Regions from separate parts of the Homo sapiens genome. Here region 2 is linked to region 1. The links are chromatin loops, found by intact Hi-C in ENCODE. Cell type or tissue: sigmoid colon. All regions are shown on one strand. Links, peaks and the distances in the headings refer to the core of each region. The heading gives the core; the rest is flanking DNA.

Evidence for each region. A loop is a pair of places that touch in the nucleus more often than their neighbours do. Peaks named below come from ENCODE experiments on the same cell type or tissue, not always from the same donor. Only the 100,000 strongest peaks of a DNase experiment are listed, where the experiment ranks them.
Region 2: a loop joins it to region 1, with 3 times the contacts of the local background. A loop is called at or near these places in 22 of 110 quality-filtered maps.

Annotation. Positions count from the first base shown.
Region 1 is chr9:68,837,835-68,854,246 of GRCh38, reverse strand. All of the region lies in intron 4 of PIP5K1B (phosphatidylinositol-4-phosphate 5-kinase type 1 beta), which reads right to left. Among named protein-coding and RNA genes, the nearest start is that of PABIR1, 66 kb to the right of the region's middle. RefSeq lists an enhancer at 6,251-6,430. In sigmoid colon, for the core only: a CTCF peak has its summit at 9,016 (motif pointing right); a DNase peak (open chromatin) is centred at 9,055; H3K27ac peaks cover 800 bases.
Region 2 is chr9:68,783,698-68,800,109 of GRCh38, reverse strand. All of the region lies in intron 2 of PIP5K1B (phosphatidylinositol-4-phosphate 5-kinase type 1 beta), which reads right to left. PABIR1 (PP2A Aalpha (PPP2R1A) and B55A (PPP2R2A) interacting phosphatase regulator 1) reads right to left here. Exons shown (of 1, transcript NM_138333.5): 1 at 14,544-16,412. It also overlaps the pseudogene LOC100421655. Among named protein-coding and RNA genes, the nearest start is that of PABIR1, 12 kb to the right of the region's middle. In sigmoid colon, for the core only: no CTCF peak of the experiment used is centred there; no DNase peak of the experiment used is centred there; H3K27ac peaks cover 378 bases.

The DNA of each region.
Region 1 (16,412 bases), core at 4,669-12,668:
AGGCAGGAGGATTGCTTGAGCCTAGGAGGTAAAGGTTGTAGCGAGCTGTGATTGTGCCACTGCATTTCAGCTTGGATGACAGAATGAAACCCTGTCTCAAAAAAAAAAAAAAAAAAAAAGTTTTCTGTTTATTCCCAGTCATAGATCTGTAAAAATGGTCTCATCTAGACATCTGGTATGTACAGTCCAGCTTAATAATAATAATAATAATAATAATAAAAACTTATATATGCTTTTGGTAGCCATCTCTCTCTTCCCCCAGCTTGCCTGGCACAAGCCGGCCTCCAGCAGTGGGAGGGGCTTGGGAGCCTCTCTTCTCTTTTCTGACTGGTTGCTAGAGGGAGGAGAAAAGAGGTAGGAAAGGTGTTTTTTGAAGAGTACAGTTGTAAAATGTACCAGGAACTGAAAAGGCTGTCCAGGTATGTATCTTTTTTTCTTGTGAGGTGCTCTCATGGGGTCTGCAGTTCTCCCCCGCAAATGGCTATTGCATTCCTCTGCCTGGTAGTTTCCTGTTGTTTTTCCAGGTCTTCACATAGACAGGACTGGGGTGACCCCACATTAGCTCTCTCTAGAGCTCAGTGTCCTCCAATGGTCACATATCATTTGCCTGGAACACCCACCCTCCCCAAGGAGCCTTTTTTGGTTTTGCCGTCATCAGAGCAGCTGACCAAAACTTCTCTTCTGAAAACTTTCTGATTTTTCAGAAAAATACTATAGTCTATTGCATCCTCCAGGCTCCAGGGAGCACACAGCACACTCTTCAGTGGTCTCACAGAAGCCCCCTTCTCTAGGCTTGAGATGGTGGGCAGACCCTCTCCCAAGCCTCTCCCTTATGTGGGTTACTCATGACATATCAACAACTCTTTCCAAATTTCCTCTTCCATATCTCACAGTGGGCCAGCCAGGCCCTTTCATAGAGTGGGGTGATCATTCAACTGGTCTTAGACCACCTCCTTCCCCAAGTTCTACATGGCAGGCTGGCACCTGAACTTGGAATATGATTATGCTTCCATCCCTTCAGCTTGTATTGTGTGGGACTGATTCACAGGTCCCGCTGATCACATGGGGTTTGGGCCAGCTGCATCAATGGATTGCTCACTGTGTTCCATTCCACCTGCCATGTGACTGCCAGACTCATCATTCCAAGGCTCTCTTTCTGTTTTTCCTTTTAAAACCACCTCCCAGCATAGAAGCCTCCACTAATTTTTAACCATCTGTAGAAATGAATCCAAATTCTTTGCTTGGCCTTCAAAACTTTCTACAATTGAGTTCCTGTTAATGCTAAATGCTGTAATAAATCAATCCTCAAATACCAAGTCCTATAAAAAAAAACACACCCCTAAAATTCAATGTCTTGATTCAAGAGAAGTTTATTTTTTGATAGGACCTAGTCCACAGTGAGTGTCTCTGAATGATAATCCACTTGCCTTTGTCAGGTGATTCAGAGAGCCTGGCTCCTGCATCCCTGTAGCTCTAGTAGCCCCTAGGATCGTAAAATCCCCCCAGTCCAGCTGGCTGATAGGAGAAGTGAGAGAATATCCACTTCTTCCTACCTTTGCCAGGAAGTGACAGTGCAGGATATCTACCCCAGGCCTGTCCCTCAACCCTCCTTCACCCTGCTCTGTGCCCTGGGTTACCATCAGTAAGGCCACATCAAAGGGCTCCCTCTGGCTTCTAGTTGGGTTTGGCCAATGGGACACCATGGCAGAAGACTGGACGGAGGTTTGAGAGTGAGGTCAAAGTGTTTACTTCCATCCCTCCCTCCTTAAGGGTTTGACTCGGTCTGGTTGTGTCCTTCTAAAGGTTACAGCTCCTCTCTGTGGATCTTTCCAGATGATTCCTACTCTGGGATCTAGAAATAGTGCCATTCTCTTACCTTTTTATGGCTTGGGGGGCGGTGTGGGGGAGGCGGGTAACAAGGTACATTTTGCCTCAAGACACTGAACTACCCCTTATGGTTTCCCTGCATTTCTCCCACATCTTTGCAAACAGAGTCTTTCTTTTTTTCTTTTTTAAAATTTTACTTTGAGTTCTAGGATACATGTACAGAACATGCAGGTTTGTTACATAGGTATACATGTGCCATGGTGGTTTGCTACACCTATCAACCTGTCATCTAGGTTTTAAGCCCTGCATGCATTTGGTATTTGTCCTAATGCTCTCCCTCCCCTTGCCCCTCACCTGCCGATAGGCCCCGGTGTGTGATGTTCCCCTCCCTGTGTCCATGTGTTCTCATAAAAAGAGTCCCTCTTAAATTCCTTCCAAATTATCCGATTTAAGTGTGTCATCCTTTAACTGCCCAGGTCCTACAGACAATGACTCATTCATAGCACACCAGTAAGGATAAGCCACACGGCCTGGCTCAGATGCAAGGAGGGCCGGCTCTGCAGCTGCTTTCCAGACCCAGCTGTGCTTTGGAAGAGGGGGCACAAACTCTGGTGGACCAGTTACTGTTTTGGCCACAAGCCAGAGATCCTCTTGCCTCTATGCAAATCCACCACTTTAGCCAAACTGTCCCACTTAAACTTGCCTTGTGATTTCTGGTCTCTGCATCCACTGATCTCTGGGCTTTCCATGCTGTCCTTTTCCATTCTCTTTTCAGTATCCTACCCACTCTTCCAGGTCCAGCTTTACCAATCATGCCTCTACACAGCCTCTGTTCATTACAGGAGCTAAAACCGGTTACTCCCGTCTCCCAGTATGAATCATTTCATACGTGACTTTTGGGGTATTCTGTTATTTTCATGATTGGCAACGACATTTCTGATATAATTTCTGCAGCATCTGCATTTTCAAAAATAAGAATACTGGAGTTCCATTAAATGATGGCCTTCCCTAGGCTGGCACGAACACTCCATGTGGTGAATTTGCCTTATAACAAGGTTATTCTGACACACTAGGCACTAAACAACCTTGGAAGAAGCCCAACACAGATCCACTTTATATTTAACTTTCCCTTTTTATCAAGCAGCCTTTTAACAAGATCCCAGTATATCCATCTGTTTGATAGAAGATTTGCTTCTCAACATTTAATAGGAGAGGCAGAATAAAGAAAAAGTGTTTCATGGTTTCTTTGAAATGATCTCCACCTTAATTTGATTGGCAGCAAAGCATGTTCCCTCATTGGAAAGGAAGAGCATGTTAAGTAAACACTCCTCATTAACAGAAAAATACTGTACTCTTAAAGTATTCATAATACAGCAGCATCAAATTATGGACACTTAATTGCCCTAAAAAGAGACAGGCCATCAACTGCAGATGAAATTCTTGATTTAGGATAGAGCTGTTATATTTGCTGTATATATTTGCTGTTATATTAGTCTTTCAGAAATATTACACTTTAAACTGAGATATTCATTATAAATGTAACACAGTATAATATCCTTAATACTATTCTTACACACTAGGGAAGAATATTTCATTTGTCTGTGTATTCAAATAAAAATTGTTATTTATTTGATATAAATATCAATTTAGATTCAATAGATTAAAATAAGACAGGATTGACTTTTCATCCTAGAATCAACCAAAATAAAATTTGACACAATCTTAGCATGTTTGATTTCCTGGTAGAGGACTTGTTATTTGAAAGGTTATATATTAGTTCAGTGCTAAGCACTGTTTTGGGGGAAATAACACAATGCTTATAGCGGATGTTACTGGTTGTCTGCAGCATCTATTCTCTTCTTACTTAGCAGTTGTTCTTCAAGAGGCTTGACTTTACCCTCAGGGACATCTGGCTGTGTCTGGAGACAATTTGGGTTGTCACACCTGGGCAGTGCTCCTAGCACTGATTGGACAGAGGCCAGGGATGTGCTAAACATCCTACAATGCACAGAACAGCCCCCCTCAACAAACAATTATCTAGCCCAAATGTCAATAGTGCTGAGGTTCGGAAACCTTGTGATATAGTAATGGATTTCAACTGGGTATTTTGCCTGGTTCTCTTTTAGGTAGGTATCATCACATTACTATTTTCTGGCTATTGAGCTGGGACAGGAAATGATGTGTCCGACTCCTAGGTCACGTCCTCACCAGGAAGGGGTGTGCTGTGTACAGATGTGATGGACAGAGATGAAGTAGGCTTCTTTAATCGCTTTTGTTAGCTATACATTGAGAATGGTAGAAAAACAAGATAGAAACCTAGGCCCCTGAATACCCTGCAGAGGCAAGTAAATGACCTCTGCACTTCATGCGTGTGAGAAATAAACTTCAACTTAGCTTAAGCCATGGTCATTCTGGTTCTTGTTTTGATCTATATTCCAAGCGCATATACCCTATGGACCTATAACCAAATGCTTTTTACCTGAAAAACAATATAGGCTCAAAAATATATCAGACTGAAAGATAAATATCCATAAAGATACCATTGCTCAATTTAGAAAGGTAAATTGTAGCCCATGCTCATTGAGAAAAAGTTAAAAAAAAACTCTTAACTACAGAAAGTAAAACACCAATGTGCCCTTCTCACACTTATTCTTGAGGGTTAACTACTGTCAACTGTTTAGTGTGTGTTTGGGGCTTTTTTCTCTACACACTGAAAAATACATGTCTGTATACACGCATTACAGATAAAAATGAGGCTGGGCGTGGTGGCGCATGCCTTTAATCCCAGCACTTTGGGAGGCCGAGGTGGGTGGATTGCTTGAGCTCAGGAGTTCAAGACCAGCCTGGGCAATGTGGTGAAACCCTGTCTTTACAAAAAATGCAAAAATTAGCTGGGTATGGTGGCTCTTGCCTGGGGAGGCTGAGGCAGGAGGATTACTTAAGCCTGGGAGGCGGAGGTTGCAGTGAGCTGAGATCGTACCGCTGCACTTCAGCCTGGGTTGACAGAGGGAGACCCTATCTCAAAAATAAAAATAAAATTAAAATGAGACTGTACTATTCATACTTTGTTTCAGCTTGCTTTTTTTTCCCCCAAATACTATGCTTCCATCTATACAGATCTCATTATTTGTAATGGTTACATAGATTTTCATAGCTTGTATGTACCACAATTGTTTTAACTACTCTCTTATTGATAGACACTAGGGTTCTTGTTCTCTCTCTTTAATAGAAAATAATGTGGTGATGAATATCCTTGTTCATATACTCCTATACATTTATTTCTTGAATATTTCTTCAGCTTTGATTCCTAGAAGAACTGATGAGTTAAAAAAATGCACATTTATACTTTTGGTAGGTACTGCCAAGATGTCTTCTACGGATTTCATCAATTTACATACTCACCAACAGAGTGCTGTGTAAGAATGATTCTATCCTCATACTCCTACCAATACCAGTATCATCAATATTGTTAACTTTTGCCAGTCTTGTTGTTTTAGTCTCCATTTTCCTGATCACTAGTGAGACAGATTCTCTTTTTGTGTATTAATTGTATTATTTGCTCTTAACTTTATAATTTTCATTTTTTTATGGTTATACACTAATAGTCATGTTCAATTATTTTACAGCAATTAAAGTTAAACTGCATTTGTAAAATAGTCCCCATGGAAGCTCTAAAACAATAAAATTTCCATGCCTTCTCTTAAGAGTTTTGATTATTAAAATTGTATGCTCTCACAGGGCAGAAACTATAGCTATTCTTTATCATCTACCAAATAAGGTTCTTGTTTATTCCTTTTTATAATAAAATTTTACACTTCTCTAGCCTTTTTCATTTAAAATTTAAAATAGTCCTTTAGAAGAATTTACACCCATATTCACAATTAAATATATACTTTTGCAATAACAAATAAGGAGTGTGTTCCCTAATTGGCTCACTGGGATGCTGGACTCTTGGAGGAACATGTAACAGCAGCTTGTGGGTGAAGTGGGGGTTGAGAAACACACCTAGGCAGAAAGATATGGAGAAACTGCAATTGTGCCTGCCTACCTATGTCTTTTAAAGTCTTACACTGTAGGGCCAGAAAGGACCTGTAAGATGGGCTTCCCTGAAGTAAGAAATGATCAGGTATCTTTAGGTGGAATCTTTTCACATTACGGTAGTACCTTTCTTGCCATAACTCCACTCACTCTTCTTTTGATGGGGAATGAATGGAATATGTTCATGGCTCTTTTCACCATTCTATTAGCTAGCTGGCCTTTCCTGAGTACTTACTGTAGTCCAAGCCTTGTACAAAATTACTTACTCTTGATTTACATAAGATGAAACTGGCCCAGAAAGACAAATCAGCTTATCCAAGGCTACACAGTGAGGAGGTGGCAAAGCTGGCCCTTGAACCTAGATCTGTTAACCCTGAGTCCATGCTCATAACTGTCATACCTGATGTCATAACCCCACATAGAATTACAGAAATAGCAGCTTTGTAGTTTTGTGTTTCAGTTTAGCACAGGCCCAGCTAAAATATGTGGCTACTCCAACTGCTTGTTTATTGGCTACATGGGCCTGTTTCCAAGCAATACCAAGCCAGCTTCTACTCTTTTAATTTGCATTCTCCTTTGACTGGCAAATCCATGGTTAACTCTTTGCCCATAGGTGTGGAGATGGGTCAGGGCCAAAGTCAAACCTCTGCTCTACAGAGTTCTCCAGGGGCATATCACAGCCCTCTGCCATGTCAGGTGCACAGACACATGGGCACTAATTGAAAAGGTGTCCTATATGGGGCCAAAGTGGAAAGGTTTCACTATAACATTGGGAATCTTTAGAATAGGAATTAGAATCTAGGCTGTTTACCAGCTTTAAGTAAAACAAGATTAGGACAACCAACCTCCCCTCAAAGAAACCCTCAGCAACCTCCACCCTCTCATCCATCCCTTCTGGCCTAATGTTATCCCCACCTACACACACACACACACACACACACACACACACACACACACACACACACACAAAACCACTGCTGTTGTTGCTGATTTAGGGAATGAGAGGGGATGATTATAACTCCCTTAAAAAGGTGGAAACCAGCATGGAAACTTAATATACTCTGGAAATATCAGTGGCATACAAGATCTGGTTGTTATCTTTTACCGCCTATCCCAAGAGACTGCAAACCTTTCTTTTTCATCCCACCAACTGACCTCTTCAGTTTTAAAAAGAAGAATGTATTTAGCTAAGGAGGGGAAATAAACCAGCATCTCTCAGTGCTCTGATAGTGTTCACTGGGCCACTCGTCACTATTCTGCAGTTAATTAATTCAAGAGATAAATCTCTGACTTCATAAGACAGGAGGACTTAATTGCTATCCATTTACCCAAACAAAAAGAAAAAAATAAAAATGAAGCTTCTTATTGGGGTAGGGATCACTGGATGTTTTTTCCCACTTGTGCCTCAATTTTGGTCCTGCAGTTTTTTTCTTGATATATAAAAGACATAATGAGGACTATAATAAATGGTAGTGAAACAGGCCTAGAAGAAATCAAAATAGTTTTTCTCTTCCTTTCAAATCTCTACCAGTTTAATTCTTCCTCCTCTTAATTTTCATAGTAAGCTGTAAGGGTTGATGATAGGGAATTATACATACATGTATTATATCACAGATGTCATTATCTATGTTAGAGGAATAAATAACATTTACGAAATAGAAAAGCAAAGCTCAGGGATCCAAGGTTTAGAAGGAAGAAAGGGGCAGGGTAACTGTTGCTAAATGAGATGGAATCATACATAGAACAAAAACACTTTCAAATTGACGATGCAGTGATTTTATAGACTGACAGTGAGAGGCATCACTTGCTGTGACTTGCTGTTTACCAATCTCAAATCATTTTTCCATATGCCAGCCCTAAACACTCCTTATAGAATAGATCCAGCAGATGTAAGGACTAAGGAATGACATCAAGAAGGGATGAGGAAAATGGCTTCTCTCTAAATTCATAAGAATTTAGAGGCCAAGCTGTCTTTTCTGAAAGAGTGGGGGTGAAGACATCCCTCCTTTAATAATTGAGTTATTTTAAATGACTGGCATAGCAATTGTTTACAGTACCATGTGCTTTGTAGTTCTGGCCATATTTCTGGAAAACCACAGAAGAACAATGCCAAGAGAATTTTAAACAAAACAATCTGAAACATTAATATCAGTATTTACCTAAAGGGGCTTTAAAATTTAGAATGTAGGTGTTTCCTGGGTAGAAAAAGACTGGTTTTGAGTATTTGAAGACTCTAATGCAATGACTTCCATTGAGATATTTTAATACACATATATTTTATTGTGTTAAGTGCTTATTTTGTGTAAGATTAAGTTATTTGCAACATTTATTTCTCACCATAACCCGTATATTACCCCCACAGATGAGGAAACTTAAATTCAGATGGATTGTACATATGAAAGATAAATCCTAGATCATGTTTTACAAAAAGACTATTAAATGGAACTCTTCCTAAATGTGTACATAGACTAACATACACAAAGTTCATTTACATGTTTTTCAAGAATCTCCATAACCTGGGTAAAGCACTGAAGGTGGGGGATAATTTTGAATATTATGCATACTTTCAAGTTGGGATTAAGCATTTTTTGTCCATGTAACCTCACGTTTCAAGATCTAGGATTACATTGTAGTCAAGATGCTATTTTCCCCCCTACACACTTTCTCTTTTAGAACAGTGGAATACAGTTTCCAAAATCCTCTATTTCTGAGCCCTGTACATTTAAACAAATAAAACAGCCACGTTAGGCCTTCAGCTTCTCCCACCTGCCTGCAGCTCCCACGCTCCAAACTCACTGGCTTTTCCTCCCTGGCCTTCGGGATCCCTATCCTCCTTTCCTCATAACCTTTAAAATTACTATGTTTCTCCTGTTCCCGGAGGCCAGGATCAGCCCTTCCGCAAGGAAAGCAACTAAGGTCTTCGGAAGAGATGCACTCTCCTCCAAAACCCAGCTGGCTACCCAAGCTGCAGATAGGATGAAAGAGAACCCCCACGGCTCCACGGCTCTGGCTCTAGGCTTCTAGCTCTTCTTCTACCAACCAACTTTTTGACCAAAGGTAGAAAAAGAGAAGTATTCACAGACAATGACTGTGGTCCTGATTTCATAAGCCCCACCATATTAATTTACAAACATGGACAGACATTTGGGATCACCAACACGCAGCACAATCAGTTTCAGGCTCCTTCTGCCACCAGGGGGCTGTGAGACTCTGAGACAGCTTCATTATAGCACGGGGGCTCACTTTCCTCCTCTAGAAAATGAAGGCAGCTGGCTTAGAGAATTGCCAAAATTTCTTCCTCCTCTAAAATTCTACACGATATACGACTTTCTGATTTCATTTATTTTTCAGTATAGGTGGTCACTGGAAGCCACTTGTTTTGTATGATTTAACATATTTCATTCCACCATTTTCTAGATGTCTGTTTTTTTTTCCCTCCCACTTACAGTTGCTGCTCTAAAAATGCAACAGAAAGTAATTGTATTTTGCCTTCTTTGGATTACAACTCTTAGAGACCGATACTGAGAAAGGAGAACAGGCAGTCATTTTTCTCACAAGTGGAGCAGGAGGAAGCAGCCTTGCTTCACCCATGTGCAATTTCCAGGAGTACCAGCTGGGTAGAGGCTGGGCTGCTGCTTATTTCTGTTTAGTCCTTTTCTCTTGAACTCTGAGAGAGCGTTATTAAATTGTTTTGGTTGTTGCCCAGGTCATAAAAGTTGGTGTCAGAGCTACCAACAAACACCTTTGGCTCTCCCCCATTAGATCTCCCCCATTGGATCTCCCCCACTGGATCTCCCCCATTGGATCTGGCCACCAGACTCGGACATCTTTCTGGGCTGTCAGGTGATGGGCCTGTTCTCAGCAGGTTTCCAAGAACCCCTTGACTTGATCCCAACAAGCCAGTCTTCTAGTGGCCCAGTCCCAAATGCACGATTATTGGCTCCTGCTGCTACAACACAAGTGGAAGTGCCCGATGCATAGTTGATTGCTCAATAGAGGGCTGCTTCCTTCCCCCTTGGTTCCCCCTTCCCAGGCATGATTAGAGGAAACTGTGGTGGGTTTCTGCAGCCCAGACCTCTGACCCCACACTCTTTCCAACAACGCTAACCTATCTGCCATCTAACTACAATGCCTTGCTCAGAGCTTAACTCAGTGTTGGCTGAATGACTGAGTAGATGATATTGAATGAATGAAGATCATCTCAATGCCAAGCTTCCATGAGCCTATGGACACATAACCCCTACTGTAAGGCCTCTCTCTTGTTTAGGCCCTGCAGCAGCCAACTTTCAAGATGTACACAAGTAATCAGTTATCAGTCTAAAAATGTTTTGTTCTCTTACATGTTTCTTGAGTCCGTTGCACAAAAGGCCTGGCCAACTACTGACTTTATCTTCACCTCCAGTATTCTGTGCTTCCTCTAACAACCTCTGCCTGTCTCCTGAGCCACACATCCAGCTTCCCCTCTTCCCAGGCCCATGTTGGCAGGGCCCGTGTCTGTGCAGAATCCGTTCATCTTTCTCCCAGTACGAATATCAGATACTTGGCTCCAGAAGGTTACAAGAAGGGTTGCTTGGAAACAGGTTGGCTTGTAAAAGAAACCTGGCATGGTATATGGCTGAGGGGAATTTTCTACAGTCTCGTTGGGTAAGGAAATAGGTTTTCCCAACAGGAGTAGAGTGGCTCACTCTCCGAATTTAAGTGAGTGAAAGAGGCCTCAGTCTCCTCCATTTACCACCACCAACCGGGGCTGCCTGACAGAGGGATGGGTGGTCCTGATGCTGGACTTCCAGTTGCTGATACTTAACGGGCTTGCCTGGTTATGATGTGTGGCCATGGAGGGGAATCACCTTGCCATCAGCCCTACACAATAAGCATGATTGGAAATACTTGTGTCTGTATCCCATGATATAATTTCTTTGGAATGTAACCACCTGGCAATGGGGAAAACCCCCAAATATGGAAATTTTTTTTCAAAAATTTAAAAAGGAACAAGGAAATACAAATCATTTTTACTACATTGGTCTGTGAGTAGAACATGGCGCTGAGGGAAGGCTCTAGCAGCCTCCTAGTCATTTCCTCCCTCCTTGGACTCTTTTCCTTTTTCAGACACTGCTGCCATAGCGGTCTTTGCCAAGACTTGTCCATGCTGAGGCCCAATTCCTCCCCTGGCATAGGGTTCCCTGACTGGGGCTGCTTGTGTAAAGAATGGATCAGGGTAAGGCACTCCTTAGTTCTTTGTATTCACAATCACCTTTAAAAATTCTATGTTTGGTTATCTAAGCTTTATCAGGACCCCAAAGAAAAACAATACATAAAAATCCTCAACCATAGGACCCACAGACGTGAAGGGCAGAGGGAAGCTGGTTTTTAACTCTGGTCACTGAGAACAGAGATCTGAGACAGCAAGTGTGGAAGCAATACTGGGACCACCTTGGCTCACTTCAGTTCACAGACTATACCAGGTATGTTTATTCCACAAGCCAAGCTGTTTCTAAATTAATCAACTGTCTATATAGCCTTCAAAGCCCAGTATCAGATAAGTCATAAATTCCTGTAGGCCAGGATTTCTCAACTTTGGCACTATTGACATTTTGGATTCGAGACTTCTTTGATGTGTGGAGCTGTCCATTGTAGGATGTTCAGCAGCATCCCCGGTCTTTACAAATGGTGCCTGTAGCACCACTTCCTCCAGACATAAAAACCAAAAATACCTGCAGACAGTAATAAATGCCCTCTGGAGGGGTGGTGAGCAAAATCAGCTCTGGTTGAGAACTAAGACTTTGTCTAAGTGCAAAACTCCCATACCAAGGTACATCCCCCTTCTATCTATAGGTGGAAGTACAACATCAATGCTTGTTGTCTGCATATATGCTATCCACATCAATGGAGTGTCTCATATTGTAGGTGTGTCAAGAATAATGCTTTAATACTCCACAGTTTTAACTCACATTTTGTTTCACCAAGCCAAGTGCAAAACACTTGAAGTGATATTACTATTTTTAAAAAACAACCTTGGGTAATTTGGAAAAGAAAGTGCACTTGCTGTTGCTTTTGTCATGATCCTTGTCTTTAAAAGTGCTGCTGGTGCAGTGTGTGTACCACTGTCCACCCTCCCTGCCTGTCCACCCTCCCTGCCTCCATGGACACATGTGCACGTAGGCACTCACGCAAAGGCTACTGTGTCCCACAGCAGATGAAAGCCGGGTTCTCAAGAGTAAACCAGGCAGGGAGTATATTAGCCATCCAAGCATGAGAAATGCCCAAGTGGAAACCAACATGAAGGCATCTTTGGGGCACATGGTTTGATGGTGTCACCCCAGTGAGTCCATCAGAAGTGCTGGAGATGAGTGCAGTGGGCTGAGAAACGCTGAGGGCCAGGGCCCAGGACCTGAGCCACAGTGTGGCTTTCTGCACTCAGCATACTCTTGGACAAGGGACTTAAGGTATTTGGGCCTCTGTTTTCTCGTATGTTAAAGAACGGTTTTATCAGAGCACTTCCAACTCTAACAGTCTAAGTTTCTAAGAATACAATGCAGAAAATGCCACTTCCACCCACCCTACAATCCTTCTTCTTTCTAAATTAATCATTTCTGCTATTTCCACCTCAAATGATGGTCACTATTCTCAATTCAACAGAAACTGCAAAAAACACACAGAATATTCAATTACTTTCAAGAAAAAAGGTCTGTCTAATCCTGTCATCAGAAATGATGACTTTTATTCCTTTTTTTTGTCCCAAGTTAAATCTCTGTGGATAGCTAATGTTCCATTTTCAAAGAACTATTAAAAAATCCATCTAAGTTTATCCAAACTGTGGGACGAAAGATGGAAAATACCAGTCCCATGGTACACATGAAGTCACTGGCCTATTTATAGCTCTCAACTGTAACCTAGGGATCACTTGACTCTATACCCCACGTAGAGATTTTCCATATATCATTTCCTTCTTCTGGACATGCTTCATAAACATGATCTGCTTCTGTAAACACCAAAGAAATAATATAGCAAATGGTTCTGTGGGAGATGCATAATAATCCAGGAAATGAAGGGGGCCACATCGTCTCCAGCAGTGAGTTCAAAATTTGATTTTGAAAATTCTGTTCAAACATGAATTGCTTCATGTTAACAGTAGTAACCTGAGCCACATTTGCTTTTCAGTCACAACGTGTTGCATTTGAAGCCAGGTTCATGTTTATGTCCCAGAAAGTGATTTCTTATTTATGTAAGTTGATTACAGGGAGACTTAGGTATTGAAGGTACATTTATTGAGCACATCGATTTTATGGAAGGAGTGAAGTAGAAAAGGGAAAGAGAAGAGGAGAAGGAAATACAGACCTGAGACAGTGATGTCTACACCTCAGGATCACAGTTGGTATCTACTGAGAGTACCAGACAGACTGACAGTAATGACAAAGGCATAACAAAGAGCTGCAGATGCACAGAGGAGGACATTGTGAAATTATATGGTGGCAGACAGAACAATGTCTCCCAAAGATGTCCACATCCTAACCTCTAGAGCCAGCAAATATGTAACCTTAGAAGGCAAAATATAATGTTACTTTACAAGGTTGCAAATACGATCAAGGTTGATGAACAGCTGATCTTGAGTTAGGGAGATTGTCCTAGACTGTCCAGGTGGGCCTAATGTAATAATATGGGTTGTTAAGAGTTAAAAAAAGAAGAGGCAAAGGAGCGGGTGAGTGAGACATAATGTAAGAGGGACTCAATCTGCCATTGTTGGCTTTAAAGGTGAAGGAAGCGGCCATGAGCCAAGAAATGTAAGTGGCCCCTGTGGAAAAGGCTTCTCTCCTAGAGCCTCCATAAGGAACACAGCCACACTGACACCTTGATTTTAGCCCAGCCAGAAGAATACTAAATGTCTGTTCTACAGAACTATAACATAATAAATGTTTTTAAGTCCCTAAGTTTGCAGTAATTTGCGACTGCAGCAATAAGAAACTAATACATATAGCAAGTGTGAAATATTTTCTTTTTTTTTTTTTTGAGATGGAGTTTCATTCCTGTTGCCCAGGCTGGAGTGCAATGGCGCGATCTCAGTTCACTACAACCTCCGCCTCCTGGGTTCAAGCGATTCTCCTGCCTCAGCCTCCCAAGTAGCTGGGATTACAGGCATGCGCCACCATGCCCGGCTAATTTTTGTATTTTTAGTAGAGACGGGGTTTCACCATGTTGGTCAGGCTAGTCTCAAACTCCTGACCTCAGGTGATCTGCCCGCCTTGGCCTCCCAACGTGCTGGGATTACAGGCATGTGCCACTGTGCCGGGCCGTGAAATACTTTCAATACTTTTAGGTCCTGTTTACTTGAGGCACCCGAACATTTTCACTCTTTATCCCACTAGCCCCAAGAGTTGATGCTAATTGGCACTGGGTTGAAATGAAGGAGACTGGCTTGCATCTGTGTGGTCCCAGAAAGTGGTCCTAGAGGACAATTTGTTGAATAAATGAATGGGTGATGAGTTTATAACAAGGAAGAGTACACACTTGGCCATCTGGGTAGAAAATGGTCTTGTCATGACCTCTCTGGAATGGAGACGACCATGGCTGGACCTAACAGGAATACAGCACCCTGGCATTTCTCCTCCTCTTTCTGCAAGACGTCTCCATCTCAGGCTCTGGTTACATCAGGGCTCCCCTAGGCTTGAAGGGCCGGTGGGATGGCAGCACAGTGTCATGTTTTATACACATTCAAGTTAATTTTCCTAAATTCAAACTCTCATGACAGATTTTGATAATTTTCTGTTGTATTCACTTTGCCAAGAACATAGAAAAGGGGGAGAAAATCTCTACTTTTTCCCACAGAGGATTAATCTTCCTAAACCTATAGAGTCATTTGAGTTCCTAATCCACAGGGTGTTTAAGGGAGGGTGGGAAAATATGCAAGATATTATTGCCTTTGCACCAAAGGGAAACCAACTCAGGTTTTCTCGAAAGGAGATGTAACCTTCTCCCCACTCTTTACCTTCTTCTCTTTCCCCGTCCCAAGGCATCCTGCCTGGCCTTCATAAAATGACTGCTGCAAGAGATGATCACAGAATAAAACAAACAAAACCACCACCACCAAGAAATCAAGAGACTTCAATGGCATTTAGCAGTCAACCACACCCCAAATTTTGCAAATGAAGAAGCATAGGCCCAAATATAACATGAAATTACATTAAAATTCTCAATAAAAGGAAAACAGAGATGAAAAAGCACAGACTTTCAGGCAAAAGAAACACAAGCTTTTTCCCCTCTGCCAAAACCAAAATTTCTCAATGATTTCAACAAACTGCCCACCCCAAAATAACTTGCAAAAAGCACTAACTCTTAAGATAATTTCCACACATTACTCTGGTATGGGGAAGTGATCAGTAGACCCATAGGAAGAAATTTTAAGACATTCTCCAAACTATAAGGAAATAAAATGATCCCATTCATCTAAACTGATATAAAATCTGAATTAAATAATATTTTAAGAGAAACATGATTTTATTATTTGCTAGTACTTGGAGTATCTCAAAAAGCTAACTGTGTTTACAATAATTGCCTTTCCATGGTCAGCTTAAATTATATGAAAAAGCCAATATTCAATAAAGATTTTAGTTAATTAATTAAAAAATTTATTTCAAGTTTTATTTTAGATTCAGGGGTACAAGTGCAGGTTTGTTACCAGGTATAATGTGCGATGCTGAGGTTTGGGGTGCAATCAATCCTGTCACCCCATTACTGAGTACAGTATTCAATAGTTTTTTCAACCCTTGCTCCCCTCCCTTCCTCTCCCTTCAATTATGATTTTTAAAAAAGTTTTAGTAAAATTGGAGGCAGAAAAAAACTTTCTTAATGCAGAAAATAATGTTTCAAGCTAAAAGACAACAGTATACTAATGGAAGCACTAGAGTGACACTTCCCAAATGTACGTGACCAAGGGATTTTTATTTATGTATCTATTAATAACTTGTGTGTACAAAGAATGCACTCTTGGAAACAGTACAAGAGGCATTTGTTTTTTAAAACACAAGTAAGACAAGGCTGTGCTGTTATCACAAGAATTCTTTGATACTGTTTTTGAATATCAAATTAATAAGACAAGCCAATTACAAAATATTGGTTAGAAGGAGAAAAATGATAATTTACACATTATATGATTGCTACCTAGAATACCCAAGAATCAGTCATGAACCGAGTAGAATAGTTAAAAAAAAAACAGGTTGTCAGTTTACAAAATAAACTCACATAAATCAAGATCTAACGTATCCCCAGTCAGAAAATGTAATGGAAAAAAAAATCCCATGCGCAAAAGAAAAAAAAAACCTCAAAACATTAATAACAAAAAACCCCACATAAGTTACACAGACATATATTCAACTAAAAATAGGTATAAAATCTATGAAGAAAATAAAAGTTTACTGAGGAGCATAAAAGACAATAAATACATAAACATTTCATTCTTGGAAGGAAAAATACAAGTTTAAAGATGCTTCTTTCTGAATTCATTAATTTAATATAATTTCAACAAAAATCACAATAGAAATTTTTTTAGAGATAGT
Region 2 (16,412 bases), core at 3,939-11,938, 53 kb after region 1:
TGTATGTTTTCTTTGGAAAAATATCTATTTAAGTCCTTTGCCTATTTTTCAATCAGGCTCCTTATTTTTTCTTTTGCTATTGGGTTGTAGGGGTTCCCTATATATTTTGAATATTAACCCCTTTTCAGATGTATAGTTTGTTAATATTTTCTCTCATTCCATGAGTTGCCTTTTCATTCTGTTGATCATTTCCTTTGCTCTTGAGTTTGATATTGTCCTAGTCCTATCTGTCCACTTTTGCTCTTGTTGCCTGTGATTTTGGTGTCATATCCAGGAAATTGCTGCCAAAACCAATGTCATGAAGCCTTTCCCCTAGCTTTTCTCCTAGGAGTTTCACAGTTTCAGGTATTATTTTTAAGTCATTCATCCATCTTGAGTTGGTTTTGCGTCTGATATAAAAGTCCAGTTTCATTCTTTCACATATGGATATCCAGTTTTCCCAACACCCTTTGTTGAAGGTACTATCTTTCCCTATTGTGTATTCTTAGCACTCCCGTTGAAGATCAATTGATTGTATATGTATGGGTTCATTTCTGGGGCCTCTATTCTATTTTATTGGCCTATATGTCTATTTTTATGAGAGTGCCATACTCTTTTGTTTACTGTGGCTTGTAATATATTTTGAAGTTAGGAAGTGTGATGCCTTCAACTTTGCTCTTCTTTCTCAAGATTGCTTTGGCTATTTGGGCTCCTTTGTGGTTCCATATGAATTTAATTTTTTTCTATTTCTATAAAACAATACCATTGGGATTTTGATAAGAAGTGCAACTAAGAGGACTTCATTCTTTTGCACAACTGTTGTGTACCCTAAAATTAGTCACTGATGAACAGAAGGTATGTACTACAGATAGAGAGTTTCAGTATTTTCAAGTATACTCCAAATGCTTTTTAAAATTACAGCCAACATATTGATGGAAGGTGTGCTTATCTCAAATATAATTTTAGCTGCATCCAGATTTCCCTAGCTTTGAACTTATATAGCCAACTGACAGCTCCCTTTAGAATCCTCAAAAACATATTAGAGATAGGTCCTAAACAAAACTCAAACACCTCTTTATTTCTGCCCCTGCAAACTTTCCCATCTCATTCAATGTCACTTCATTCCCATTTTTACTCAAGTCAGTAAACTTCATTTACAAAAATCAGTCATTCTTGATTTCTCTCTCTTTCTCCTTAGTATGCCCTCTCCCAAATCTTGCTGATTTCTCAAAACCATCTTTTGTTCTCCATCCTAATTGCTACACCTCAGCCCAGTCACCAATATCTCTTGCCTAGACTAATATAACATCCTCCTACTTGATCTTCCTGCTCCCATTCTCCACAAGGCAATAATGGTCTTAAAAAAGAAATCAGTTCAGGTTAGGCCTTGTGTAAAACCCTTTAATGTCTTCTTATGGCATTAGAATAAAATCTAGACTTCTGATCTTGCCCTATAAGACCCCGTGTGGTCTGTTGCCTGCCTAGCTCTCCATGCTTATCTGATGCTATGCTTCCTCTTGCTCACCAGCCTCCTTTCAATTCCCCAAGTGCATGCACATGCCTCCCCCTTGCCCATGATGATTCTCCCTGGCCACTCTACCCAAAGCAGGTGCTTCTCTGTGGTTCAAGTTCTCAGCCCATTGTTTATTTCCTTCCTAACATTTATTGTAATTGGCAATGATTTTACTAACTACTAACTACCTTTTATTGTTTTTGTCTGTTTCCTCTCACTATAATGTAAACTCCATGAAGCCAGCAGCTTAACATGTCTATTAGGAACTAGAGTGAAAGTTAATTCAGTTCAATGACTGGTCCACAGTGTCTACAGTAAGAGCTCAAGAAATATTTACCAAGTGAACAATCTTACAACCATCTTAAAAATTCACCCCAATTATTGCTCTCCAGACTTCTATCAATTAAGCTTCTAAAGCATAAACAAAAATTTCTTTCTTATAAGACAAACTCAAAACTTTCATTATACTTTGAGGAAGTTTAATTCAAATCTGGGCTCCAACAGATTATTTTCTTCAAATATTCACATTGGCTATCAAGTGGAACTCCACGGGGAATGAAAAAAAACCACCATGGATGCAAATTCAATTATTAAAAAAAAGGCAGTAGCATAACAGTACTCATGCCTTATTTAATGTGGAAAATATTTAAATAAGATCATTATGGCTCTCTTACAGCGTATCTATTTAGTCTAAACCTCTGGTTCCTTTCCACTATAAATCTACTTTGTTTGAAATCTCAGAATGTATAGCCCAAGGCTTTTCCAATGCTAAAACAAAACAAAACAAAACAAAACAAAACAAAACGGGCACAGTGATCTTTATCACATTTTGGAGTATTAATTACTAACAGCACAAAAAATTTAGCAGATAATTTGAACTATATATTCTTTATCTATTCTTTCTTCCAATCTCTTTGTGAATCTGTAGCCATAATTTCTAAGCAATTAAATCCAAGACAGGAAAATAGTATGTCATTGAGACAAGAAGTAGTTACAACAACTCCTTAATAAGCCATGTCCATTTCATCTGATCTTTCAGGGTCAAATGGTTTAGTAATTCCCTAAAAAGGAATAAACAATGAAGATTTTAAAAAACTGAGAAATATGGAAAAATAAAAACAATTAGCAAACACTACCACCATCACCAACAAAAAATTCAACCCAATACTTACTCCAAATGTTTTAAATCAACATTGCAATTCTTGTTTGCTGGAGAATCCTAGAATATACTCTGTTCTTTGCACATATTGAATGACACTCATCATGTACCCCTTGTCTCCCTGGGGAATGCCTATCCACTTATTAACCTGCTAAAGAGTTGCTTCCTCTGTAAAAACCTTTGCATTTCCTTCCTCTGGGTTCCTGTAGCATCTTGGACATATGTCTTTTACACAGCAACAAATAACAACAAAGCATCGTAGACATTAAACATATATGTGTGTACCACGCCAAGAGCAACTTAAGGACTTGTCCACTCGTCTTTGTAAGCCCAGGCCCTAGGACAGTGCCAGGTACATAGTAAGTATTCATTCACCACATTTATTGAAAAAATGAATAATTAACTCATCTCTTTTACTCCTTTTCCTAAGATCTATATATGGTCACCATATTTTATAACCCTAAAACTGACAACCATGATGTCATAAAGGGTTTTGGTGTCATTTTTAGGTGCATAAAATAGAAATATGCTAGTTTTGATGTCCAAATACTAGAATTTCTAAGATGTTTCACTGGGCTACTGGAGGGAATATTTGATAACTAACCTAGAAAACATGGGATCTCAAGTTGCCATAGCTATGAAAGACGGAAACGGTGGTGACCTTAAATCTGTGGGATAGATATCTAACTCTGGCTTCTTTCTCATCTCCCCACTTCCTATGCTCCAGCCTTTCTTTCATTCAAATGACACAATGGTAAGGATCACTGACTTCCTGGCAACCTCACTAGCCATGAATTACGGGTTGCTCTGGTTGAGGAGAAGACAACCTCGGAGCATCATTTCCTGATGACATTATCAAAACTCTCTAGTTTGGATCAAATGAGGAAAATGCTGTCTTAGATTCATGAAAAAATCTGAAATGCAGATTATGTTCAGAAAACTACACTTTTCTTCTTTTTTCAGTCACACACAGGAGCTCCAAACATGACCATCAAATAAATAACAAAACCGGTTCAGAAAGGAATGTTTTAAGAATGAACAAAGTTGAATTAGGTATTTTATATTGGCAAGTCTAAGAAATGTTTGTGGTCTTTAAATTTTAAAAGTTTGTTCAGATGTACATCAGAACATTGTAATTGAGGAAAAAATTGAAAACAAACTAAAGAGTAACAGTGGATTAACTGTGGTACATCCACAGAAAAAAATAACATGCAACTATCAAAAAAATGCAACTATCAAAAAAATGCAGAAGCATATTTAAAACATTCACTGTATATTACATGGGGAATAAAAGCTGTTTATGGAGCTGAATATACAGCAGGATGCTATCACCGTATGAAATCACATATACATATTTAGACATAGAAAAAGCCTGGAACAATATACATGAAGTGCAAACAATGGCATCTCAGTGAAGTGTACTACTTTTGCTTATCAGAACTTTCTACAATTTCTAAAATGAACCTGCATCGCTTCTCTCATTAGAAGGTGTAATTTGCCTGTTTCAGTATATTTTGTTATTCTAATCTTTTTTTCACATGATTAAAATACATATCTTATGAAAGTTTGCTCAAAAGTAAATGTCATTTAACTTCTCATCCTAATTATAGAACAAGGTTGATTGACTGTGTTAAAATTAAAGCAGATTTCTGAATTCTCTATGAAAATATGAATGAAATAGGAGAAACCCAGAAATTTTCATGAATGTTAGGAAAACTAAAAGGAAAGCTCACTGACTTCCTATATACCATCAAAATTGCAACACCATTTCCCTAGAAAGAGTTTTAGTCTGGAAGATTTCCTAAAGTCTAAAACATTTGCTAATGTGCAAATATTTTAAGACACATATCACAGATTTCTGTGAGCAACCATTCCACATATTTTCCAAGCGTTATCTATCACCATTAATAAACATTCACTAAGTTCTTTCTCAGTCAACTGGTATTAGGAAAGACAGATAAACTATTGTCCCTTTCCTTCAGGAAATTTGCCCTAAAGATAGGGGATTATTCCATATATTACATATATTCTTCGGGTTTCCATTTATTCAAGTTACCAGTTTTCTGAATAAATAACTTTACAATTTTATAGAGAATTCCTTTCTAATCCTTACTACTTTTTGTGATAAGAACCACTCCCATTTAACAGATGAAAAGACTAAGACACACAAAGATTAAGCAATTTGCCTAAAATCAGAAAGCTTGGAAGTCACAAGGTTAGGTGTGGAATGTAGTTCTACCAGCCTGTAGAGACACAGATGTTTTAACCATTAAAACACACACACACACACGCTCTCTCTCTCTCTCTCACACACACACAAAGTAAGGAGTACAGGCAGAAGGTAGTACACTGATTCAGAGGAAAACCAATACTACCTAGAGCCGGAAGGATCAGAGGACATTCCATGGAGTGCACGGCACTTAACTGACGTCTTGAAAGACAGAAATGCATTATCAGGAGAGATAAGCAGTTCCAGGAGAAGGCATTTTTCCCTGCTGGTTACAAATATGGCTTGGATGTCCCTCAGTCCTCTTTTGTAAAGGATCCAGACAGACTTCCCAACCCACAAGAAGGAACCTGACAATATTCTATGATTAGAAGGAAATCTTAGCAATTCAAAGTGAGGAAAATATTGTTTGTTTCCTATCATTACTGGTCCTCTCCTCTCCCACTATTCAGCAACAATTTTGCAAAGGAATAGGGAAAAATCTGCTCCTGAATAAAATCTAAGAAGACAATGAACTATTTTTTTTTTTTTTTTTAATTTACAGCACTCACTGAAGAGAAAAATGTCTCTGGGTTAGGAAACTGGGCCAAAGTTACAGAAATAATTGTGTCATGGGTGTGGAACTATATTTCAATTTATAAGTGGAAAAAAGTCATCAGGAGAAATAGATGACAAGGGAATAAGATGAACCAGACAAACCCATGAAGGAAGTAAGTCAGTAAAGCCCTTAGCTTGAACAGTTTACTCATGTTTGGAGTAAAAACATTTACTTATAAAATTGTTCCCTCTCACAATAATGCCAAAGAAAGAAAAGAAAGAAAGAAAGAAAGAAAGAAAGAAAAGAAACTGTCATTTATCCTTGATTGTTCCCCCAAGCTATAATCACATACGTGTAAAGGAGTATTTCTTGTGAAACACTTAATACCAATTTACCAATAAAAGGGGAGGAAGATGACCTTTCGCTTCAGTTCCTTTTTCACCTCAAGAATCTAGAAGAACCCACATCCTTCTTCAGCTATCTGGCTGTCTCCAATTGTGCTCACTGTATTCTATCTTAACTCCACTCAAGTCAGGCTCCAACTGCACCACTCCACCGCAATGACTCTCACACAGGTGACTTGTAACCTCTATGTCACTAAATGCAGCACTCAGTGATTAGACTTCATCTCACTTGTCAGATCAGCTGCAACTGACACACCATCACTCCATCTTCTCTCATGTCTTCTTCACATGGTTTCTAAAGCGCCGTGCTCTCTTGGTTTTCCTACCTCTCTGATTGCTCTAGCTTGGTTTCCTTTTCCTGATCTTTCAATGTTATAGAATGCTTCAAGGTTCAGTTCTTAGTCTTTTCTTTAATGACACTTTCCCCTTAGTGATCCCATCTACTCTCCTGACTTCACTATCCACAGGCAGATGACTCACAATTGTGTATTTCAGTCCAGCCCTCTTTCCTGAACTTGACTCAGGTATCTAACTGCTTACTTGATGCCTCCACTTGAATGTCTAATAAAGATTGCTTAACGTATGCAAAACTCAGCAGCTAATGCCACTCACCTCCACAGCCATAGCCCCTCCCCCCACCAAAAAATATCCTACTCCACCCATAGATTTCCATATTTCAGCTGATGGCAACTCCAATCCTTCCCGTTGTTTAGGCCTCAAACCTTTCAGTTATGCTTAACTTCTCTCTTATGCCCACCTTAAATCTACCAGCAAAATCTGTTGGTTCTATCTTCAAAATATACCTATAATTTAGCCACTTCTTCCACCTCCACCGCTACCACCCTCATCCAAGCTATCATCATCTCTTACCTGGATTGCTGGATAGCCTCCTAATTGGTCCCCCTGCCTCTACCACGCCCTCAGAGTCTATTCTCAACACAGCAGGAGTGTTCCTATTAAAATCTAAGACAGATCATGTCACTCCTGTGCTCAAAGCTCTGTGATGGCTCTCATCTCACTCATAAAGCCAGTGTCCTTCATACAAGATACTATGCCACCTATGTTTGCAATAATCCTCACTATTGCCCACCTCTCTAACCCCCCTCTAACTATTTTTCCCTTCAACAACTCTGCTTCAGCCATGCTGAGCTCCTGTTCCTTACACTATATGTGTATACACATACACTATATGTGTATACACATACACACATACACACTTTATATGTGTAAATTTACATAGTAATTTACTTATTTTTTATGTTTGTTACTGCCCCTCCTTCTACCCTGTTAGAATGTATGCAAAATGTGGGTTCTACAGGGCAGGAGTCTTTGTTTTGTACACCAAAGTATCCTAAGAGACTAGCCCAGTGTGAGGCACATAATCAGTGCTTTAATCAACATCGCTTAATGAATGAATTTCTAGTCTCAGCAAACTATAAAGGGCTCAGCCATGTGACTGAACTTGTTCCACTAAGAATCTTACTACATTCCTTTTTCTTAAAAAACATGTGGGCCAGGCGCAGTGGCTCACGCCTGTAATCCCAGCACTTTGGGAGGCCGAGGCGGGCGGATCACGAGGTCAGGAGATCGAGACCATCCTGGCTAATGCAGCGAAACCCTGTCTCTACTAAAAATACAAAACAATTAGCCAGGCATGGTGGCGGGTGCCTGTAGTCCCACCTACTCGGGAGGCTGAAGCAGGAGAATGGCTGAACCTGGAAGGCGGAGCTTGCAGTGAACCGAGATCGCGCCACTGCACTCCAACCTGGGCGACAGAGCGAGACTCTGTCTCAAAAACAAACAAACAAACAAACAAACAAACAACAACAAAAAAACACATGTGCCACAGTAAATGCTGAATAAATGCTTGTTGAATGAATTTCTAAATGGCACTGTGTTGTAAATGGAATAAAATCTCACCGCAAATATCATGAACTCAATAAAACAAAACAAAACAGAAACTGTGTACCATTTGTTCATCCATTTATCCATCTATTAATTCATCTACTCAACATAAATTTGCGTAACTATAATGTGCTCTGCATTATGTCCCTGTATTAGGGACATAAATAAAAGGCTTAGTCCCTATTTTTGCATGGGGCAAAGAGAAAAGAAACCATACAAATACAATTCAGACTATTAATTGCCTTTATAGAGGGAAGCCCTGGGAACAACAGGATCACAGAAGAAAGCACCTAACTGACCGTGGTTGTAGAGGCAGGGGCCATCAGGAAAGATGTGCCCCTTGAACTAAATTTTTAAGGAGTTAGTTAAGGAAAAACAGTTGGCAGGGGTTGTGGAGGAAGGAGGAAGAAGATGCCATTTTAAGCAGAGGACACAGCTTGTCTGAAAGCACAGCCAGTAAGCATATACAGAAAACACTGAACTGCAGGCAGCTCAGTTAGCTAGAGTACTGGAATCCAGGGGATATGTTGAAGTGGAGAGGTCTTTTACTCATACTGCATAGTTTGATTTAAACTTGAACTTCTGTGGTAGCCATTACAGTTGCATTCTCAAGTTTGTATTTTAGAAATAACTGAAAGCAAGTAGTATGGTAAACGGGGCCTTGAGAAAGACTATATAGAAAAGGTATGAAATTTAAATTCAGAGTTAGAAATGCAATATAAATTGGTAAAGAGCATCAGGAATTTTAATTCTTGACTCAAAGTAACCTGACAATTATAATTATATTATTTACCTTTTTTCCCCAAGAGGACTCAAAAGAAGAGAGCATCAAGGGAAAGAGACTCAAAGAAATTCTTAAACACATCCTGATTCAAATCCAAAACCTAAATGAAGTGAAACAAACAATGAAGAAAACCATCCTCAATGCCATTCTTTACTCAACAGGGAGTTCACAATAATAGTCCAAGAGAACATTTACAGTGCCAAAAGAAATACCCAATCCATCCATCATCCCCTCACTCCCACTCCCTCCCAAATATCTCATATTTTCCTTCCCAAAAGATACCAATACTCAACAGCTACTTGTCACTCCCAAGTTCTGATAATCCTCTTGGCATCTCGACATTAAAACCTTTCTTTGTCCTTAAAGCAAGGGAGATGGATTGCCGAATCCCAGGAGCGATTACCTCAAACAACCATTTTACTCTGCTGGGGCACAAAATATCTTTCTCAATTGTATTCTTTCACAACACGCCTTGCTAGCCAAGCCTTAAGAGGTTAGTTTGGTTTGGGGGACCACTGTAGGCAACTGGAAAAAAACCAGAATTATACCTGGCATTGATACAGAACCGAACTTCTGCGGGTAAACAAAAGCAATAGGTTCTCTGTTCTCTACTTTCAGTCATGTTGCCTTAAAATTTGTAAATGAGTATTTTTTACATCTCCCCGAGTATTTATTCTAGAAATTCAAAAAGGAGAAACAGAAATCAGGCACAAAGAGGTCCTAGGTACAAGTACCAAATACTTACTTCTCTCTTAGGGCAGCACTTGAAATCTGAACCGCTGATGCAAAATCAAAGCACAGCACACTTTCTATCTATATAGTACCTACATAGGTATATGCATAGTTCAGTATCATTTACAAAGCCCAAGTTTCTGTTTAAGAAAATGAAGGGAAAAATAGAAGAAAATCTAAAGTGGCAGGAAAGCTAAATATGGCTCCAGGAACGCAGAAAAAGGTCCACAAGGGTGAGTGAGTGGGTGCGTGTGTGTATGTGTGTGTGTGTGCGCGCTCATGTGCGTTTGGGTGTACATACACAAGACCCAATTATTTGACATTATCTGCTTAACCTTATTCTGTTATAAAATTATTTTCACAAACAAGCTACATATAGAACTAAAAGTCAGTGTTGAAGTGATTTCTAAATATTTACTGAACTTCTAAAAATAAGACTAACCCTTTGGAACCAACTGTGGTTTTTGATGGTTTGTTCCAAAATGTCTAATGTAGGGACATGATAGTATGAAACTGGAAGTCTAATCACCAATTCTGGAATGTTTTCAAAGGGAGGTTTTCCTTTTTCGGATCCTCTTACTCACCAGTGAATTGATTTTTCTATGAAGAAAAGTTTTTAAAAAGTAAAGTTTCTCAAGGATTGCTCAATTCCTCTGAATTTAAATCTCTACCTCTGGGGAGAGCCTCTCACAGGGAAAGAAGAGGTAAGCATGATCCTTCTTTGAATCTTGGTGTTACATTTTTCCTTTAAAAAAATGCCACAGTTTTAACTTAGAGTTTTTTAGGGGAAAGGAGGGGAGGGAAGGGTCAAACTGGTTGTCTTTGTTTCCCTAGGAATGACAATCTAGGAACAACCAAAGATACTGTATAAATTAAACATAGCTCTGTTTATATATATGTATATATTTAAAGAAAACAAAAAAATCCAAAATTTGTGGGATTGGTAATTTCAAATTTCAAATATAAAGTCAGTTAAAAAATATGTAAAGCAGAGCAGGGTGGGACCTGTTCATAAGGTGGAGCAAGCATCAGGTGCTCCGAGGAGTGAGGCCGGGTATTCAAGGGAGGGATACTTCAGGCTCGTGCAGTAGAGGAAGACTGAGCCTGGTCTTGAAAGATGGGGTTGAAAATCTGCAGAGTCCTGAGGCTTTCAGACTGAAAAAGGCTTTCCTTTCTCACCTGACAATCACAGTCTATCATGATTTATAGACTTTTCTTGATCAACTCCTCTGGAGATATTTTCCTGGAGAAACACTGGAGAAGTGTGGTACACTGTTCTGTTTGTGAATACTTTTTTGAGGTGCAAGAACAAGCTACTGAGGCAGAAAGTGTGCCTCCAGTTATCCCTACCCCTCACCACTGTCTCTTAAGTGTTTACCACCACAAGATCTTTTTTTGTGGCTGTGATCCAGATGGAGGTCTCCCCTCTATTTGTCAGAGTTTCTTCACTGAGTAGTGGACACATTTCAGGACTATGTTGGAGTCTGTTCAGAATTAGTGATGAAGGACAATGTGATTGTGATTTATGCGGCATCAGAAGAGACGCTTGGCAATGGGTTTCCAAGCTGACTCGTTGGCTACCGAGTCAAATATCCTCAAAGAAAAGATAAAGCCTCCCACTATCCTTCGAACAGTTGTCAACACCATCACAGGAAGCACCAATGTGGGTGACCAACTTCCCACTGGATAACTGTCAATGGTGCCTTGGCGAGGTACTGGGGTGAAATACACCAACAATGAGGCCTATTTTGATGTGATTGAAGAGATTGATGCCATTATTGATAAATCAGGTTCTACAATTGCTGCTGAAACCCAGGGGATGATTGATGCTGTATCAAGCTGATTGGAATGCCAGACCTTACACTTCCCTTCATGAACCCCAGGTGGTTGGATGATATCAGCTTCCATCCTTGTGTTTAAGTGCTGGAAATCTGAGCATATCCTTTCTTTCATCCCTCTTGATGGAAATTTCCGCCTGCTCTCTTATCCTGTCAGTGCAAAGAAACTGGTTGCAATCCCAGTGTATGTCAAATATAATATCAGTTTCTGAGACAGTAGTTCACTTGTATGCTTTGGAATAATGGTGGGACCCAAGCAGGCAATGGGGAAGACCACAGAGGGAGTGATAGTCACCAGCCAGATGCCCAAAGGGGTCCTAAACGTGAGCCTGACTCCACGACAAAGGATGTACACGTTCAGCCCAGTCACAGAGATGCTATTTTGGGATGTGGGAAAAACAAATCCCCACAAGCTACCAAGTTTAAGGAAGACCATGGGTCTTCACATTGGAGATTCCAAACCAGAACCATTGTTCTGTGGAACCACTATTTCCTTCTATACTCTTTAATTTTTTACCTATTACTAAAAAACAAAACAAAACAAAACAAAACAAAAACCTTCCTGATATCTTCCTCTAATATGATAAAATTAACTTGTAGTTAAGATGCAGCAGCTGGCTATTTCTGGACTTAGGGTCATCTGGATATGTATGGAGAAAAGTACAAACCCTTTAAGGGCATAAAATACATGACCAAAGCTAGAAAGTTCCAAGTTTGAACCTGAAGGGAGAGTCTGCAGAGGGAAAAGTCATGAACACTTTTTCATTTCTTATCTAAAAGTAAAAAGTATCGGCCTGTCTCCTAGGACAGTCCCCTCCTGGGCCCACACATTCCTTTTTCCCCTTAGCCTGCAGTGCTGTGGAACTAATCAAGGGAGGAAAGGGTCACCAGGGAGAACTGGACAGAACTGAAACACAGCAAAACCAGTTCTCAAGGACAAGGTGTGTGATGGGGGTAGAGATGCTTGATGCTTGTGTAACTATTTTTAACATGGTTTCTACTGAAAAAGACCAACATTTGTTGCTTGCTTGGCTTTAATTATCTAAAGCTGACGAAAGACTTCTTTGTTGATTTTTCAAGGTAGAAAGATTAGAAAGAGGCTGGGTATGGTGGCTCAAGCCTGTAATCCCAGCACTTTGGGAGGCTGAGGTGGGTGGATCACCAGAGGTCAGGAGATTGAGACCAGCCTGGCCAACATGGTGAAACCCCGTCTCTACTAAAAATACAAAAACTAGTCAGGCATGGTGGCACATGCCTGTAGTCCCTACTACTCAGGAGGCTGAAGCAGGAGTATCACTTGAACCCGGGAGGCGGAGGTTGCAGGGAGCCAAGATTGCACCCCTGCACTCCAGCCTGCGTGACAGAGCGAGACTCTGTCTCTGAAAAAAAAAGAAAGAAAGATTAGAAAGAAAAATTGGAAGAAAAATGAATGTTAGGTCAAGGAAAGGTCTGTTAAGGATCTGATCTATGCAGGAGAAGGAGGAGGAAACAGAATTAAAGAAGAGTTACGAGACATCTTTAAATGAAAGATTGGCAAGAAAAGTAAATAAATTCTGTATTAAGGAGGGATGGGAAGAAGAGTTGGTTTCTTTCTGGTCCTTCTGCTCATATATAAAAAACACTTGTACTTCTACAAAAGGACTGGAGACTTCTTAAATTCGAGTCCACTATTGACATGAAAACCCTAGTAGAATCATATTTTCCCTCGAAGACTGTGATGATATCAGACTAGTTTTCAGACACTGCCTGTTGCTGGCCTTTAGCACTTGGGTCTCATCGTCAGTGAGAAGGTGGCCTGCCTTCTTTCCATGGTGGCTGCCTAAAATGCTTCCTTCCCTAACCCAACTCAATTCTACTCACTTCCCTTTACAGAATTCACCAGCCTTTTTCCTATTACCTGATCCTTCCACAGGATTTTCTAAAAAGTAGGAGAGTTTCAATCCCATAACCGCAAAAGTAGGAGAGAAGCCAATCCCATAACCGCAGTGCAGCCAGAGGTTGCGTGTCATGGTATTGGAGAGGGCCGACTCATTTTCCATGAAGGTAGACATGGCTGTGAGTGATCTCACATCTGCATTTGTCCATGCGGGGGTGGTACTGAATCCCAACCTTCCGGTTGGAAACTCTTCCATCAATCGCCTTAAGAGAATGGTTACCGTGGAGGGTATGGTTGCTCCGTGAAGCTGCTTGGTAAGTGGTCATTTCCTCATAGACTTTTGTTTTGTACTCTACTCTACCATGTATTTACAACAGTTAGCTACCAGTCCCTTTTCGTTCTAAAACAAAAAATTTCCCCTAAATCTTTGAATAAAATTAATGCTATAGGGAAAAAATACATAAAGCTGTGGAACCATGATTTCCTTCTATACACTTTAATTTCTTGCCTATTACTAAAAAAAAAACTTCCTGGTATGTTCCTTTAATATAATACTGTTTTAAGGAATGATTACCTATCATTTGATTCAAAACAGAAGTAGCAGCACTAGTAAAATAAAGCAAGTTGCTAAAGTTAGCTGGGAAATGGTCTTCAAGTTAATAATAAAAAAAAGTTTATAATAATAATAATAAAAAAACCAAAAGGGCCTAAATTCAAAAGGAAAAAAAATAGACAGTAATAGGGACTTGAGAAAATGGCCTTGGTTTTCTCATCTCTTCAATGGGAATCCATAGCACCTGCCTCACAGGGTTGTCATGAGGATTTTAAACACTCATAAATGTAAAGCACTAAAAATAGTGTCTGGACCCATAGTGAATGCTCAAGAAATATTAACACATCATTATTATTATTACTGGCAAAAACTCACGTTATCAGGCCATTTATCACTTCCTACCCAGGAAGGCAAATGGTCATAAGGGAATCACAATCTGGTGAAAATCTTGGCTGCCACGCAATGATAGCCTTATTTCACAGACAGCATACTGAAGACACAGCTCAAGATTTCTAAAATCTGGAAGGAAGAAGTAGTCATTAGAGAAGGATCAGTATTTCTGATTTCTAGAAGGGGGCTATCACCTATAAAAAGAAGAATAAGGCTTGTTTTGCATTTGCCAAAGGTGGACTTGAATTGAATGGTGGAAGTTAGAGGGAAATGTCTGTTCACTATAAGAAAGGCTAACATCAGAAACAATCGCTTCATAAAAGGATAGCCTGCTTTGAAGGATATTGTACTGTTAACTGAGTGTGAAAGCAGGAGTTTCATCCATCAAGGATGCTAATTGCCCAGCATCTTTGTAAGCACATTGTGTACGAACCCATTCAATCCTCACCACAGCCACCCTGCTCCACTGTCTATATTCCTAACCACCACAATTCGCTGCCTACCTCCCAGCTCTGGAATCCTGGGCAAGTAACTCAACCTGTGTCTCCATTTCCTCATTTATAAAATGAGGATAATGATAGCACTTGCCTCAGATGATAGTGATAGATTAAATGCATTGATATATTTGCTTAGCACTTAGAACAGTCCCTGACACATAGCAAGTATTTTATTACTTTTTATACAAAGGTCATTTCAACTTTTAAGAAAATTTTTTTACTTGGATGGCAAGTTACAGAAGCCACAAAGAACTCTGTCTTGGCTACAGTGAGCAATCTGACACAATTTTTTACCAAGTAAGTGGCACTCAAGGCTTGCCTTCAGCCCTGATTCTCTAACAGCCATGAAAAATGTGGGCAAAACTGCTGGAGTGAGAGACCTACATTGAGACCAGATTCTCTATACTTTGTCATGGCTGATAAGGTAAAGCCCTGAAAAAAGTGGTCTAGTCCATAAGCCTCTGCTCCCTTCTCTTATCCTCAATGCCTCAGCCAATCATTCAAACTACACTTTCAGCAGAACCCTTAACTACTTCACACACTGGGCTTTACCTAGTACCCACTTAACCAATTCCCAAACCTAGTCAATCCAACCCACTTCCTTGTGCCTGCCATCCAACTGCAACCTGGCATCCATCATAGCCTAATAAGCCTTCTACTTGTCCTTAACTTACTCCTTTAGATTCTCAGAGGCAACATTAAACCTTTACTGCACTCAAGCTTCCAAATGATCTCCTGTCCCTATCCTCATGTATCTTAGATTCCTCAATAATTGGAAAATAGGCACAATCAGAAACAAATTCTACTTTTCATATACCTACCTCCATACTCCTAAACCCCTGCAACAACAAATCAATTCAACATTTATGGATATCTTTGCCTAGCCTTTTCACTCTCCCTCCTGTTTCAGAAGAAAAATAAGTTTCCAGACCTCCTTTCCAAGGCCAACTCTTTCTTCTGTTCTCTGGTGCTACTCAAGAAATGATCATCATCTTCTTGGTTCAATTGTCTGGCAACCATTCCCCTGACTCCCACCTCTGTTAGATCTTCAAAATTGTTCTACTAATCTATAAACACACCCTGAAAAAAAATGTTCTCAGACTCACTTTCCTCATTTAAGTCTTGATTCCTTCCCCAATTTTATTGCCAAATAAACTGGTCTCTTGCTACAGGTATGTAACTGGTTGAACTAATAAATGTGAATCACTGGAAGGCAATCTGATACAAGTTATTCTTGATTACAATCAATCTTTTAAGTATGCTTAAGGGTCCTAACATCCAGCAGCCTTGGAGTTAATGATCTTTAATGATTTCTCCCATTTATACTGTGTTTTTAACAAGCATAATAAAGGAAAATATACCAGAGGTTTATTAAGTATGACAAACTGTACTTTAAATAAATGTTGCTATTGACTTTAGGACTTCTTGCACAAAGTTTATAGATTAGCAATACTAATACCTTAAAAATGCTTTTTGAAGGATAATTCTTACACGAGCTAAGTAAGCCCTTACAGTCTACAGAATAATGATGGACGTTATGAACAATACTATGATAACGTAAATTGTCCACATGCCCTTAGAACCTTATCTGATTTAAAAACTTCCCATCTATATAGAAGAATAAGCTTACAGAAATAATGTTTCCATACCTTCGGGGAAAAGGATCTAAAATAGGAGAGAACATGATGTATTTAAGGAAAAGAAAGGCAAGCCAGTGAGGGCGAAGCACAGAAAACGAGGGGGGAGGAGGGAAGGACCAAATTCCTCAGGGCCTCCTAGCCCAGAATTAATACATTTTGGCATACTCATGAGAACAGGAAGCAAATGAAAAGCGTTCAGCTGGGAGATGGAAGGATCAGGTCCGCAATTTTAAAAGAATGACTCTAGTTGCTGTATGGAGAATGAATGGATAGCCGACCAGAGTGAGTGTGAGGAGCACAAGTGGGAGTTAGGAAGTTGCTTCAGAAGCCTAAGAGGGAAATGCTGGTAGCCTGGATCAGAGTGGCAATAGAGGTAG